Linked DNA regions of Mus musculus: region 2 is linked to region 1. Evidence: chromatin loops called from intact Hi-C (ENCODE). Cell type or tissue: heart. All regions are shown on one strand. Links, peaks and the distances in the headings refer to the core of each region. The heading gives the core; the rest is flanking DNA. Region 1 overlaps Gm39909 (a long non-coding RNA gene). Region 2 overlaps Actc1 (actin, alpha, cardiac muscle 1).

Region 1 (8,343 bases), core at 203-8,202:
AGCTGTACCCTTTATGCCACCTTGGGAAGGCACATTCTGCTGAGTAGGCTCAAATATAGCAGATGACAAGTCGATTTCTTGTCAGCCAGAGGCTCCCTTTTGAAGATTCCCCACGGGGTGGCTGTAGGGACAAGGGCAGGCAAGCATGCAAGAGCTTAGCATGTGACCTTGATCTGAGTGACTGTGACTTTAACTCCTTTGGATAGGATTAGATGTAATGCTGCCTTCACAGGGGTCCTGTATCCATTCAGATTCTCAAGATTATCTTTATGATCATGCATATTATATGTGACACACACACACACACAAACACACACACAAACACACACACACTCACACCCCTTACCCAGCTCCTGGACTCCACTCACAAAGCCAGGCCTGGGTTCATAGGGACGTGCTCCACAGGAGGATGGACAGATGTAGAAGTAGCAAGCTATTGCTTTCAGCAATGGGGCAGAGGTACACAATTATGAACACTTTGCAGGCAAATAGAAATCCCAAGCAAAAGGTGCTTTTTTTTTTAAACAGTTTATTTTTTTATCAGATATTTTCTTCATTTACATTTCAAATGCTATCCCTAAAGCCCCCTTTACCCTCTCCCCGCCCTGCTCCCCAACCCACCCACTCCTGCTTCCTGGCCCTGGCATTTCACTGTATTGGGGCATATAATCTTTGCAAGACCAAGGGTCTCTCCTCCCATTGATGGCCGACTAAGCCATCCTGTGCTACATATGCAGCTAGTGTCAGGAGCTCAGGGGGTCCTGGTTAGTTCATATTGCTGTTCCTCCTTTAGAGTTGCAGACCCCTTTAGCTCCTTGGGTACTTTCTCTAGCTCGCAAAAGGTGCTTTTAATAGAGGTGCTAGAGAGTAAAAATAACAGGAGAATCGAGCTCAATGTCCAGAGGATGGAGAAGCATTTATTCCTACCCAACCTTGGTATCGGTGATCTTATACAAGTTATCTAACCTCACCAGTTCTCCATTTCTCCAAGAAACTCAGGAATGATCACAACTAGTCACTCAACTACACAAAGTAGAATCGGGTGAAGGAAAGAGAGAGGGAGACCATGAATAAAATTATTTGTCTATGTGCAAAGTGCACAGAGCTACAGACCACAATAAAGCCTTCCAGTCACATTTGGCTATGCATGTTGAAACTCCCTGTCTCTATCCTTTAGACTGAGTGCGGTCAGTAGCTCAAGCTGGGACCACCTTGCCTGGGACACTGGAAACCACAGAGACAGTGCTTATACAGCGAGAAACAGCACAGCAGAATAGAAAGCAACGCCCTAGTCCCAGCTCATCGGGCTAGTACTTACTTTTGACAGGATGAGTCCCCGGTCGTCAATCATGGGCCTGCACCTGTGCCTCGGGCCTCTTGTTCTGTTCAAACTGCTTAGAGACATCTCTCTTCTCAGAATCCCACAGCTATCATCTCCACATGAAAATTAACACTCCATCACTTTATTGATTCACATTCAGTTAAGGAATAAACATGTTGCAATTTGGAGTTGAAGTTATTTGCTTATTCTTTTCTTACCTCGGGCAAGATTGAGGACTTCTCCTGAGCCCACTGGCAAACTGCAAACCAGGTTTCATCCATCCCTCCTCTTACTGACTGACATATGGGGGTGGGGGGGATAAAGGACATGTTGATGTAAAAATCTCACCTGTTTCCAATAGCTGATTGGTGTTTACAGTGAGAGCCAGCCAGCATGTTCCATCCCCAGCAGAGACTACCAATGCTAGAACCTGTTCTCCAAAACTTTAACTTCTAGATGTTTTTTTTTAAAAGAAATGGATTAATTTCTCTTTAGCCACTGCAGTAAATTTCACTGAGTTCAGCATTCTGCGTTTGCGTGAGTGTGTGTGTGTGTTATTTTTTGAAGCATTTCAATCTCACTGTCTAACAAGATGACCAGAAATAATAAGCGCTTGACATTTCCCTCCTCCTCGGCAGCAGAATCTAATTATCTCCTGAACTGACTCTGCTCATCAGGAGGGTTCCATAGAATCTAGAAGCAGGGGCATTTTAGCCTTTACTGAGTAGCAGAGCTGAGGAATTTAGATGTATGACATTCAAAGAGCAGAGGTGTCAAACATGGGTCAATTTTCACACAGGGCATTTCTATTGGTGAAAAGTCTAGCAAGTTACTAATTACTTAGCATATTTATTTATAGGAAGTTAACTCTTTCAAAGCTTCATAGAATGTCTTTTCAGAAGCTGTGCGAGATGCAAACTTGTTGCGGAAGGAACGGCTGCTCAAAGCTGGAAGTGTTTATGCACATTTGTGGACACCTCTCCTTGCCAGTCCCCCAAATGGAGATCATCAAAACATGCTCTTCATGTGTCTGCCTTCTACTAAGGAGCTGTTTAAAGAAATTGTTGGAATCAAGCAACCAAGCACTTGACTTGCTAGCAGGTCTTTGTGTGTACAGGTGGGATGGTGATCTTTAGCCATCTCTCTACCAATTGCCTTTTGGGGATGCTTTATCTCTCTCAATCCATCTTTCTTCCTAGATCCCTCCATCTATGGTCCTCTCCAAATACTCACAGTCCCCTTGGGGAACTAAGGCTAAAGGCTTTCTGAGATGAGAGTGACTAGTAGGGTATTGCTGTTTAATAGAAAACCCTTTCCTGTAGCTTACTCATTAAAAGATAAATATTAAAAAGGCAAAAACTTAAAGAAACTCTGACTACAAGATAGGATTTGATGAGGACTTGGCAGGAAGGCTTGGTAAGGGAAGGTGGATATAATTGCCTTGGAAGGAGGGCATCTTCCAGCGCTCATTGTGGTCATCTCAATGAAAGGGGATTTGTTGGGTCTTGTTTTTAAATGGATTTATTTGTATGTGTATATGTGTGCAGGTATTTAGAGGTCATAGGATGACTTTTGAGATTCACTGTTTCTACCATGTGAATCCCAGGGAAGGAACTCAGGTTATCATCCTAGGCAAGCAAGTACCCACTGGGTCACTTTGCCAACCCTAATCTCAATCCGTTTTTGCTGTTGCTGTTGCTGTTGGTGGTGGTGGTGGTGGTTTTAGACATGATCTTCCTCTGTAACTCCACATGACCTGTAGTTTATGATATAGCACAGGCTAGTCTTGAATTCATGATGACCCTGCTTCAGCCTCTGGGGAACAATGCTAGAATGACAGGTGTGAAGCTTCATGCCCGGTCCATTTTAGTGTTCCTAAAAACGAGTTTGGGCCAGAGATACCATTTGGTAGAGAAAGTGCTTGCTGTGCAAACAAGAGGCCATGAGTTCATATTGAGAGCACCCACATAAAAACTGAATGGCAGTGTGTGACTGTCACTGCAGTGTTGGGAAACAGAAACAGACATATGCCAGGCGCTTCCTGGCCAGTCAGTCTAGTTGAAATGGACAGATTCAGATTAAACAAGAGCCATGTCTCAAAAAAAAAAAAAAAAAAAAAAAGGTGGGTAGTAATAGAAGAAGACACCCAATATCAACCTTTGGCCCTCACATGTACATACATGGGCACACATCTGGATACCTACATAGCCATAAATGAACGTACACACACACCTACATGCGCACACACCTACATGCACAGCTAGATTAATTTAGTTCTTTCCAAAAATTGTTCTTTTTTTATGTTTTAAAGATTTTATGCTTTTTTATTAGATATTTTTAAATTTACATTTCAAATGTTATCCCCATTCCTAGTTTCCCCTCCAAAAATCCCCTATCCTCTCCCTCTCCCTCTCCCTGCTCCTCAACCCACCCACTCCTGCTTTCTGGCCCAGGCATTCCCCTATACTGTGAAGGCATAGAACCTTCATAGGATCAAGGGCCTCTCCTCCCATTGATGACCGCCATAAACTGTTCTTACACTTAAAAATGTTTTAAAAAACATATTTGTTGATAAATATTGTTCATACCCTTTACATACTCTTAGAAACTTGCTAAAAAAAAAAAGAAAAAGTTGTCCAAAATTGACAGATCTGCTCTCTCCATCCATTTTGCTATATTTTCAACTCTTTCCTGCCCTGTTCTTCAGAAAACCCATCTAGTCCCAGTTACCACAATGCTTTCTCTCCAGAACCACCATCAGTGGGTAGACACCACCATTACATGGGAGATAAGTTTGAGTCCATTTCCACATTGTTCTACACGTGAAATCTGTCCATGTACTCTGGACTACAGATTCTGCCTGGAAAGTAGATGGCTTTTTGTTCTGAAAGATGAGGGACAGCACGGTAACCAGGCAGGGCTAACGGGCAGGAAACACCATGTTCTTTCCAGTCTCTGAGCGCTCCTGGCAGCTGGACAGGGGCAGAGATGGCTGGAGGCAGAGAGGTCACGTCTGAGTCCCAGCTCTGAGCTCTTGAACCATAGCAACAGTTCAGTTGTGAGGAAACACTGTCAGTTCACACGAATGTCCTCCATCACCCAGTTACAAAGAACACAGTCTTCAGAAATGACCTAACTTCATACATTCAGTCGAAGCAGGGGTCAGGGCAGATACTGAGCAGCCAGGCTTAAGCTGCAAATTAACACATGCTGCAGATGCGTTTGTTGCATTGTTACTCTTCAGAGTAACAATCCAATCCTCAAGCTCTCACTTGAAACACTTGCCACCTTCCCTGTTGTCTATCTGTTGTTTAGTCTCTTACAGATGTCCTTCCTTAAATGAGTTCAGAAAACTACCATGGGCTATTTGTGCTGCACTGACTCTGACAGTCTAAGCTGTTTGTGTTTCTCTAATATCACTGAAACAGCAGCATGTTACAAACCTTGGTTGTGGCTAGACTCTGTCTTGACTGCAAATCACTTTTATGGAGTCCCATCTAGTAACTGTTCAGGGGATGAGGACTCTGGCTTGGCGTCTCTCTTAGGTGATTTTTAGAAAACCTCCTGACCTTTTCCTGACTTAGTTGCCTTAATTATGAGATGAGGGAGTTACTTATCTCTTCTCTCTAGTAGGGAGAGAAGAAAGTGGGGTGTGCTGAGGACTTTACTTCATTGAGGTCTTCTGAAGGATGACCCAGGTTTCCATGGGAACAATTACTTCCCTATTCTCATTCCTCTGGTCCATGGATATAATCCCATCTATGCAGGCTTTTCTGAGGCGAAAGGGATCAGTCAGCCAGGCATTGGGTATGGCATAAAAGTGCTCTTGTATTATGATGCTAAATAGACTCTTTTCATGCGTTTCTTCATCATAGACCATCCAGTGTCTGGTAGAGAGGACTTGTTCAATAAATGCTGCATGTATGATTGACAGACTAATTAAGCAAAGCATATCTTTTCCTGGATTTAACATCTAGAACCCACTGTACTCTGCTGTACCTGATACGTGTTTGTCTGATCATGTACTGCCACATCCAACCATACTTTATATAGTATTTGGAGTTAGCTGGCTCCTGTGCTGCCATTGTATTGTTCCTAAGGTGTGAGGGTTTTACTTGGGTAGACCCACTGAACATCATACACGAATATCAAAAAGTACTGTGAAAGGCAATGATGCTTTGAGTCATGGATTGGGGAGCACAGGACATCCAGAATGATGCTAGCAGGGCATGACCAATCCTGATGAATAAATGGATCCATTCTTCCAGTTTGAACATGATACACTAAAGTTTGACACAGCCTTTTTCCACCGCAGGGAAACATTCTACAGCCATATTCTTGATTATTTATTCAGGAAACCTAGATCTTCATTTTCATTTGCTTCTAAGTCCCCCAGACTGCACAGTGAAGAAGTGTATCTGATAACCAGCTTCAGGTTTCCATAGCATCTGCAGGGAGCAGAGGCTGCATTTCCAGGGGCCATTCTTAGACTTAACCCGCGTGAACCAGAGCTATGCTAAAGCTCCCATCACTTCTCATACTCATATTGTCATGAGGATGTAACTGGACTGTATTGAAGAAATCCTTCTACATGGAGACCATGGGTTTGTGTGGGAGTTGCTACATAGCCGTGGTTCATCCTGTTTTTGTTTGTAACAAAAAACTTACTTACAGGGAAATTAGTACTAAACAGAGTAATTATCCTGGTTGTTAGCAAATTCCCCAGCCTTGATATCTGTTACTGTGAATAACAACTAACCATGGAAAGGGTGACTGAATGGAACAGAGGACGTTTCAAGTTGAGGGACCTTTATTAAGAAATGAAAAGGAAAAGAAATCTAATCAAAACTAGGACAGAAGGTGATGGGAGATTAGGGCTGGATTTATACTAGTTACCAGAACCTGAACATGATGGTTTCTGAGAAAACTAAGAATTTGAGTTTTAATCACTGGACTATTAGTGCAATGTCAGTTTTTTTCAAAACCTATTTTTAATGATTTTTAACACTTTAACCTCCTTTCTAGCCCACTACCCACCAGAGGTAGTGCGAGAGAAAGGATACGGGGGAAGTAGAACTGTTTAGAAGGTTCTTTAGAGTAACTCCTGTCTGTTTTGTCTAAAATTCAACAATTCAGTTCAGAGGTCAACAATGACAGCTTGACCCATTCACAAACACTTCACAGATACATCAGCAGTCTAGTTTAGTATCGTAGAGTCAGGATAGATAACACAAATCAATAGCAGTGGCACTACCTAGCAGAGAAAGTCAGGCTTCAGTCATGACACGAGTCAATAAGAGGAACCAGGAAGAATGCCAGGAGTCCTCAGCTGTACCTATCTCAGGGAAGCAAAGATTTGAAACCCACAACTGTTACACAGCTAGCTCTATAAGTAAGCTGAGCTCAGCCTCTGTCACTGTGCAACGAATCCTATTTATACCCTCCAAACATCACATGGCCTCCACATGGTCTTGCCTGAGCACAGGTCTTGCCTTAGCACAGGTCTTGCCTCAGCATGTGCTCTGTCTCATCTGACATCACTCTGCCAATCAGCTCGAGTCATGGAAGTGGCAAGAAACTGTAGCTTACTACCAAAGGTTTTTTTTTTTTTTTTTTTGGTATGTTTCTCTCTATAGAATCTCAACAAATGTAGCTCAGCTACACAATGTAAGGCGAACCAATACATGTGTGTTGTTAACAAAAAAAAAAATCCCTCATCACGTGTCTTTTCACGTGCTTCCTTTAGCAGAACATCCTTTCACCTGTGCCCAATGTTAAACGTTCCTTCACATGTTTGTCCCAACAAAACCATCTAACTGACTTTCCAAAGAATCCTCAAGTTTCCACTTTACTAGTGGGGTAGATATTTCATAAGTCTTTTAGTAAGCTACATAAAGTGTCGGCATCTGTCCAGCAAGGTGAGCATAGTTCACCTGCTTCTGAGTTGTGAAGGATATACAGTTGGCAAATACTTCCCAGGAATCATAAAGATCCAATCATTGAAATAATACTGCAGTTTCCAAAGCTCCTCCCATCCTCCACTGTTCCATCTGCCATATGTGCTTGGGGCACTGCATGGCTCAGCGTTCAGAACACTCCAGTCATCTGAGGACAAAGTGACCTTCCCCTAGGATGAAAGCCTTGTACAGTGACCTAATGAGGATATTGCCTTAAGACCTGAGGACCAGGAACCAGTTGTCTACTGAGAGCTGGTGTTTTCATGACATATGTGGACCATTTTGGTTTTTTCTATTCCTATTCATGCCTTTGTATGTAGTGGTCCATCAAGAGTGGAATTAAATAAGTTTTTATGTGTGACCACACAACAAAAAGGTGATTTTGTAGACTGCACCTAAAAGAAAGGGTTTTTTTTTTTTTTGTTTGTTTGTTTGGTTGGTTGGGTTTTTTTTAGAATTGTTAAGCATCATATGCTGAAATTGCATTCTCCCTTTCTTTCCTTTGAGCTTATAAATATGTTCCTGAGGGAGGACCAGTGTCTAACACCCTACCTCCTTTTCTTTCATTCCTTCAAGTACCACTTGCTGGCTATTGTCATCTTAAGTCTAGGTGTTTTGAAGAGCCTCCACATTTACCTCTATGCTTCTAGTCCCCCTTTCCTTCGAGGCTATTCAGCCTGATGCTTCCATTGTCAACCCTGTCCTCATCGCATGCTGGCATTGCATTTAGCACATGTCCCCCACTGAGGACCTGTGGATGATCTTCATCCAGCTCCACTCAAGCCCAGACTCCACAGGTGAATATGTGAAGCTCTTCCCATCAAAGTTCCAACTTCCTTTTCTGGGTTCTTTCTCATGTCTAGCCCATTTATACTGGACACTGTGTAAACCAGAGGTGCAAATTTCCAAATTCAACTTCTGGTCTCCTGTCCGTATTCACCTCACTCCTTTCCTACCTCCATAGTTGAGTTTATGAGTCTCTTTTCTAGAAAGGTCACCCTCATCTAAATTGCTGTGTGTGCAAACACTTCATTTGTGGCTTTAAGTTAAAGCCTTCATAAATTT
Region 2 (8,343 bases), core at 137-8,136, 72 kb before region 1:
GCTGTGGCCTGTTTCAGCCTTCTGAATGCTGGCATTATAGGCATGAACAAGCATGCCTAACTTTCAAATTCTGCTTTTACTTTTTCTAGTATTTTACAGCTATTCATTGCCTCGAGAACTGGATATAGCTTAACAAGGCCAGGACCATATTCTTGCCTTGGTGGGAACACGATATTCTCATCTCCTTTTTTACAGGGTGTCATGGTGGGTATGGGACAGAAGGACTCCTATGTAGGTGATGAAGCCCAGAGCAAGCGAGGTATCCTGACTCTGAAGTACCCCATTGAACATGGCATTATCACCAACTGGGATGACATGGAGAAGATCTGGCACCATACATTCTACAATGAGCTCCGTGTGGCCCCAGAGGAACACCCAACCCTGCTCACTGAAGCCCCGCTGAACCCCAAGGCCAACCGTGAGAAGATGACCCAGATCATGTTTGAGACCTTCAATGTGCCTGCCATGTATGTCGCCATCCAGGCAGTGCTGTCTCTGTATGCTTCTGGAAGAACCACAGGTGTGTTTGGGCTAGGGGACGGTCACTGATTACGTATATTCTCAACTCACTGACTTTGCTGTGAACCCGAATCCTCACCTGACACAGGGAAGGTCCCCTCCCTGACTCTCTCTAGCAAGGTATCTATGCTGGGAGAAAAGGGTAGCAATAATTCCCTGAGGCTAATTTCAGGAACATTTACTGTAAGAGATCCAATAACCCGTTGAGTTAGCTCTTCTCCTTATTTAAGATATGTGATATGCTGTGTTCACAGCCCCTGGGTAGACATATTCAAGGACACACATTCTCCTGCAGAGTCTGAATTAAAACAGAGAGACACATCTTAAGTTGGATTGGCCCCAAGAAAAACACTCATGGATGCTTATATAACATGCTAATAGCTGATAGGAGACATAGCCATTTGAAAATGTCCCCAGGAAGATTTCCTACCACGATACTTAGTAAGAAAAACTGTACTGCCTTCAGAGTTAGTATCCATCCATTCTGGTCATTTTTATTCTTTGCATTGAGGGATTTGATTGTTTCCCATACCTAGGCAGAAGCCGGTTTCTCTATGGCTGAAGCAGTGGTTCGAAGTGCTTCACCCTCTTATCTATTTTTTTTTTCTAACAGGCATTGTTCTGGATTCTGGCGATGGTGTAACTCATAATGTTCCCATCTATGAGGGTTATGCCTTACCCCATGCCATCATGCGCCTGGATCTAGCTGGTCGGGACCTCACTGACTACCTCATGAAGATCCTCACTGAGCGCGGGTACTCCTTTGTCACCACTGGTAAGTGTGTGTGTGTGTGTGTGTGTGTGTGTGTGTGTGTGTGTTATCTGACACAGCATATGCCTGTTGCTTTTGCTTCATTGGTAGATAGACCTACTTCCCCATATTTGATCCTTTCTTCAGAGCTTGACTATGAAGCCCTCTGTCTCTGCAGCTGAACGTGAAATTGTCCGTGACATAAAAGAAAAACTGTGTTACGTCGCCCTGGATTTTGAGAACGAGATGGCCACAGCTGCATCTTCCTCCTCTCTGGAGAAGAGCTATGAACTTCCTGACGGCCAGGTCATCACCATTGGCAACGAGCGCTTCCGCTGTCCAGAGACTCTCTTCCAGCCCTCTTTCATTGGTAAGGGATGGCTTTTGGTGCTGAGCCTCAGCTTCTCTAGAAATTCTGCAATCACCCAGAGTAATACCCATTTCACTTAGAAGCATGGCAGGGGTCTCGAGTCAGCATCTGCCATCTTACTCAGCTCAGTCTCACCTCCTGATACCTCAGTAAGGAGAAAGACCAAGGCGCTCTAGTGAAAAATGAGGCTGTTACACCGAGTTTACCTCACAGTAGAGGATGAGACTGAGCAGTTAGTGAATAGAGCATGCCTGATTACTGAAGAGAGCCAATTTATTCTAATAAGTTCCATTATTGATAGACTAGACTTAAGTCAGTTACCATTCAATGCAACCACAACTCTGTTCATTTTGGTAACTGAACGCTTGATGTCACCAAATAGCTTTCCTACAGATGAAGCTGGAATCTGATTTTAGTCCATAAATGAAAAGTATGAGCCAGGTGTGTTAGCTCACACCTGCAATCCCAGTACTCAGAAACTGAGGCAGGAGTATTAACTTGAGTTCAACTTTTGCTTGGGCTACAGAGTGAGATTCATCTCAAAACAAAACAAAGTAGGCTAATTTTCATTTAAACATGTGTCATTCTTTTTGTGATATATCTCCATATTCCTGATGGCTGCAACAAATGTTCATTGCAAACAGGCACTGAACACAGTTGTCTATGTCTTGGCAGTCCGTACTGGATCATCTATTAGTACATTGTAGAGACTCATGCCCCACCTGTTCCTAGCAGTGTGTTGTAGGGGAAGCATATGTTTTAGATTTGAATGTTGGCAGCTCACCAACCCAGAGGAATTCCATTTTCCCCCCTCCATCCTAGCCTGAATGTGCTGCAAATACTTTAAAAAGAACTTTTTCCTAGGTATGGAATCTGCTGGCATTCATGAAACTACTTACAACAGCATCATGAAGTGTGACATCGATATCCGCAAAGACCTGTATGCCAACAATGTCCTATCTGGAGGCACCACCATGTACCCTGGTATTGCCGATCGTATGCAAAAGGAAATCACTGCACTGGCTCCCAGCACCATGAAGATCAAGGTCAGGAACACTTGGAAGGGGGAGGCAAAGGCAGAACTTGGTACCCTAAAGCAAGCTTCCTTCCCAGCCTCCTTCTCCTGCATCTTAGCTTCCTATCCTCTAGACTTTTTCTACTTAGTGTTAGCACTATTCCTCATTTCTTTCTAGCACTCTCCACAGATACGGAACTTTAGGACTGCTTCTAAATAGTGAATAAAAGCAAATATCTGAAACACGGTGTGTGTGTGGGGGGGGGGGGAAGCAATAACTAAACCTATCTACACATTTAAAAGGTCCCCAGCGTTTGAACTATCCTTCATGAATATTATTCTTTAGTACAAATAAGCAGAGAAATGATGAAATACAGGAAGGATTGCAAAGCCTGATTGGCTACATTGCTTATTGTATAGCATCTCCTACGTTGTCTACTATCGGTTAATCTGTGATGGTTTTTCTGTGAATATTCCAAGCCTGTTGCCCACTTCATTGTTGGGGACTTCAGAACACACTGATGGTTTTGTTTTCTCTCTGCAGATTATTGCTCCCCCTGAGCGTAAATACTCTGTCTGGATTGGGGGCTCCATCCTGGCCTCTCTGTCCACCTTCCAGCAAATGTGGATCAGCAAGCAAGAGTATGATGAGGCAGGCCCATCCATTGTCCACCGCAAGTGCTTCTGAGATGTCTCTCTCTTAGCCTACCTTATATTCAGGATGACCGTATTGTGCTTCTTGGAATCCTCTGAGCCCCCTCCCCATCTCTCATCAGTCATTGTACAGTTTGTTTACACAAGTGCAGTTTGTTTGTGCTTCAAATATTTATTGCTTTATAAATAAACCAGACCAGGACTTGCAACCTACAAAAGCCTGTGTTCTTTCTTGTGTGAGTGGGCCTGGGATGGAGAAGGTGTTCACTCTGATACTCCGAGCATTACAATATTAGTGCAACACAAAGTTTACCCAATGAATTCATGTGGTGTTGAATTGAGCTAGGAGTTACAGAGGTACATCTTTTGGGATGGAGTTATGAATATTTTTGAATCTTATAAGCAAAGATTAGTTCTGTGGTTTAGTTGTTAGGTTTAGTTCTGTATAAGTAAGGAATGAAGATAGAAAACACAATTATCTACAACCAGTTGCCATGTTTGGTACTAAAGTTGCTTTAGCACATATCACATATTTTATAACTTTATAGAAAATACACATGATGGTAATAAGAGGGTCAAGGCTATTAAATGAGCTTATCTCTGTGTTTTCATTGTATTCCCAGTTGTCTGTTTTTTTTTTCACTTATTTTATTTTATTTTATCTTATCTTATTTTATGTGTATGAGTGTTTTGCCTGTATGTATATCTGTACATCATGTGCATGCCTGGAGCCTACAGTAAGAAGAGGGTATACGATCTGCTAGAACTGGATGGTTTTGAGCCACCATATAGGTGCTAGGAATCAAACCAGGTTCATCTATAGGGATATTAAGGATATTAGCCACTGAGACAGCTCTCCAGCCTGTAGTGTGACTCGAAGCCAATGAAAGCAATGAGAAGGTTGACTTGCCAGGTGTTGACTTGTCATACCGCATATATACTGGTAACCATCAGTTTTTTTTTTTAAACAAAACAAAACAAAAAACATTATATGGCTCATGAATTCACTATGACCAAAATTGAATTCCAAATCAAATGTAAAATTAATACAAGGTGTTTGCGATGGTTATTGCCTGTGTTGTATCACATGACTTCACTGCAACACTGGTTTTGAGTACATGCGTGTATTTCACATGCAGCATTATGTCACACCATGGGACAGCAACAAACCCTGCCTGGAACAGCTCAGATTCAAGGCTCCTGTGTTCTCTGCATGTAGTGTACAAAGTTCCCTGTTCATTTTCAAACGCAATTTAGTATTTTTTTTTTTACTGTTTTCAGCATGTGAGTATCAAGTTAGTACATTGTTAGTCAGTATTATGTTAGAATTTTGACTTTTAAAGTTGTTGCCTGAGCTGCTGATTTCAGTTATATTATTAAAAGGTATTAAAGGAAGAATATTTGGCCTGAGACTAGAACAGGATTTACAGAAATTTCCAAAATGGCCCTCACTGTACTTCTGCCATTTTGAACTATTTATTTATGAAAAGTGGAAGTGTCAGAACTAGTGATTACAAAAATCAAAACATAGATCAATTTGGGAAAATATTAAAGATAATCTGTGTCCTACAATATCAAATGCTCAGCCATGATTTAATTCTTCATGTATTAAGTCCAACTACCTCATTAGTATGCAAACTTACTTTCACCTTTTAAAACTGGTAAATTTAGATGCATGCCAAAGAACTATGTGAAAATAAATTCCTTGATGATTTATCTCTATGATTTTTGTTTCTACTTTACAAAGCTATATGCCTAGGATCAAAAACCCTTTTCCAGCTGAAAGGGGATCATAAGTAGAAGTTCTAAGGCTTTTCCTGGACAGATTTAGGAACACTGAGCATGAGTATGTTCAAAATAGAGCTGTAAAAGGTGTGAGGACCCAGGTTCAATCCCCAGCACTGACATGGCAGCTCACAGCTGTATATAACTCCAGGTCCAGGGGATCTGGCACCTTCACACATGCATGCAGACAATACAGCGAGGTACATAAAATCAAAATAAATGTATCTTTTTAAAAGGAAGAATTATAATTAGGTAGGATAATCAAGGAGGAAGTCCCAGCAGGAGGGAGTGTGGAGGAAGCTGAAGGACCAGACAGAAAGCAGCCAGGCAGGAGTTGGAGAATTTTAGGAAATCTAATTGGGAAAAGGAGGTTTCAACCTGATTGCACAATCTTGAAATTTCTTCATTTTCAAATTGTCTTGTGCATGAACTGTTGAATCTTGCAGAGTGTTTGATGGGCTTAATTAAATTTCATCTATCGAGAGAATCAAGATGGAGAAATTAAGCACCTGGTACAGTACCACACAGCTTGTCTGTGGAATACTTAAGACAGAATTCAGATGTTCTGACCAATAATGCAACAGGGCTTCCTTCTCAAAGCATATTTTCTAACTTTAGGCATAGTTTATCAAGGGTATCCCCATTCTATCATTCTCTGCCCTTCTGGAAGTCGGGTTCAAAATCGGGAGCACTTCAGGCTCATCAGACATCTTTAGTAAGCTGCCGCTGTCCTGACCATTCCAGGTCACCACTGTGTCTTTATGGCCATCAATTTAAGTGTCTCTTGATCCTTCACTCTGGGCCAGGTTCAGTAGAAGGGTCAAGAAAGGAAAGTTGAACCAAATCATGTTTTCTTTGCTTAGGGAACTCAGGGTTCTATATTTAGAATAAGCCAAGAAGAAGGTCTTGTTTGAAATAATGAGTAAACAGTAATCGGATTCAGTGGCCTTTTCTTTAGAAAAGGTATAAGCGTTGTTTTAGATCTTTTTCCCTTGGCAGTATCTTGTACCCTAAATGGGTTGTTTTGAAAGCTGGATCTCACAAGAAGACACATTTGGGCAATGCATATGGAGTACAATGCAGATACTCTCCGGGTCTTTTTCATCTCTCAGGTCAGGTGCATACATATTATAAATTTCATATCTAGATATTGTATTACTAGTTTAAGGTCTCATAGTTCACTTGGATTTAATTTCTTGGTATTTCTGTTTATGAGTGGATGTAAGATGTATATCATTTCTATTTAGAAGTAGAAGCTTTGAGAATTATTGTCTGACCTTTGTATCCAAAGCAGTAAACACACAGATTTACACTACAGTCTGGTTTTCTTATTAATACTTGAAAATTGGATGTAAGATACTAGGACAGATGAATCTTTCAAAAACTGTGCTAAAGAAAGGTACTAATTACGTTTTACAAAAGCCACCTTCGTGTGGGTAAAATGACTGATATGTTTACAGTAACATTTCATTAAAATGCTAAGTACAAAACTTTGTATTATTTATATTTTTCTTATATTATAATGAAAAGAAACATTGCTAATATTTTTCTTGTCTCCAAATACTATTTTTTAGTTTTGTGTGTGAGAAATGGATATTACTGTAGATGTGTTTATAAATATTCAAGAGAGCAGAATTAGAGAAAAGAGAAATTACTAAAGAAAGTATGTAGAGCCCTGAGGCTGATTTACTGTTTTAGGGCCTAAGTCAATGTTTCTGGGACTTTTGATCATTTATTCATTCCTTTTTTTTTTTTTTTTTCTTTCTTACATGAGGCATGTTCCCTAGGTAGTCCAGGTTCCACTTGACATTGACTCTCCTGCTTAGCTCTTTGAGTTCTGGTGTGAACCACTATACCTGACATTCTCTTTCCTTTCCCCATGGATTCTGAACCCACATTCTTACAGTGAATGTGTGACTGTATTTGAGAGAAGTCTGCTATGGAGGTAACTAAGCATAAGCATGGTTGTAAGGTTAGGATTCTCACTGTGCTGTACTGGTGTCCTCTTTAAAAGAGGAACAGACAGCAGGAGCTAGCACACAGAAGGAACACACAGTAGGCAGGCATGTTCAGGACAATGAGCACCTCTAGAGAGAGGTCTATGCTCACCTCTTGATTTTGGCCTTCCAGCCCCTGGAACTGTGGAAAGTATTTTTGTTGAAACCACTCAGCCAGTGATGTTTGGATGGAGTACTTTTGGTAGACTAATAGAAGCTCTCCCCATATTTGGGGCATGGCAAATTAAGATTCTTCTACAAACTCACCAGCCATGGGAATAACAAAATAAAAACTCCTTTTGAAGGCAAAAACAGCAAAAGTTTTAGGGAGGTCTCTGAGTCTGGCAAGGCTTGGGGACTAAGTCATATGATGAGGCAGGGACCAGTATTCCCATGAGACTGATGGAAACTGATACCCAAAGAGGCATTGGCTTTGACTTAGGGCACACTGTTCATTAGTACTGAGACTGTACACAACCCTGTCTGCAGCCTAGTGGATCTCTTACCAACAAAGGCAGATGGATACCAGAAGACAAGCTCTCACCATGAGCTCATTCCATCAATGAGGAGTTTCTGGGTTACAGTGTAAGTATACACTCAAATACTTTGAAGAAAAGAAAAAAAGATTCTGTTTTTTTTTGTTTATGTTTTTGTTTTATTTTTTAAAAAAGGTATAAACCAGGAAAAATACTCAGCTGCTTGCTCTTATCAACATACACTCACTGAATATCTTCTACAACGTTCTAGAGACAAAACAGAGATGGCTACTGCATTTGTTTGACTTAGCGTCCAATGGTATGGTGTGTCTGTGTGTGTGTGTGTCTGGATCTGTGTGTCTGTGTGTGTATCTGGATCTGTGCTTGTCTGTGTGTGTATATCTGTGTGTGTGTGTGTCTGGATCTGTGTGTGCCTGTGTGTGTATGATGTGTGTGTGTGTGTGTTTGGGGTGAGTGTATCTTGGGAGAACAGCCCATAGCCAAATAAACAAAACTACAGAGCAATTAGAGAAGAGACAAAGCCCAGTGAGAGGCTCTAGGGCACAGGTGTTGTCTAGGGGGTAAGGTGGGTGAATGCCTCTTCAGGAAGACCAGAAGAATGGGAAAAGCTGGCAGTACAAAGATATACTGTACACAGAGAAGCAGGAGGTGACCTCTCTCTGAGAAGCAGTGAGGACAAAAGAGGGAGACCTGAGTGACACTGCAAAGGAGTCAGAATACAAATTACATGGGAATTTTCACACAATAGTAAGAGG

The links. A loop is a pair of places that touch in the nucleus more often than their neighbours do. Peaks named below come from ENCODE experiments on the same cell type or tissue, not always from the same donor. Only the 100,000 strongest peaks of a DNase experiment are listed, where the experiment ranks them.
Region 2: it touches region 1 in a loop (6-fold over the local background); 5 of 42 quality-filtered maps call a loop at or near these places.

What each region holds. Positions count from the first base shown.
Region 1 is chr2:113,970,114-113,978,456 of GRCm38, reverse strand. The region is part of intron 3 of Gm39909 (a long non-coding RNA gene); the gene reads right to left. Among named protein-coding and RNA genes, the nearest start is that of Gm39909, 36 kb to the right of the region's middle. In heart, for the core only: no CTCF peak of the experiment used is centred there; a DNase peak (open chromatin) is centred at 4,306; H3K27ac peaks cover 2 bases.
Region 2 is chr2:114,042,466-114,050,808 of GRCm38, reverse strand. Actc1 (actin, alpha, cardiac muscle 1) reads left to right here. Exons shown (of 7, transcript NM_009608.4): 3 at 196-520; 4 at 1,133-1,294; 5 at 1,449-1,640; 6 at 2,505-2,686; 7 at 3,200-3,527. The coding sequence ends at 3,343. Among named protein-coding and RNA genes, the nearest start is that of Actc1, 6.2 kb to the left of the region's middle. In heart, for the core only: no CTCF peak of the experiment used is centred there; no DNase peak of the experiment used is centred there; H3K4me3 peaks cover 2,190 bases; H3K27ac peaks cover 1,670 bases.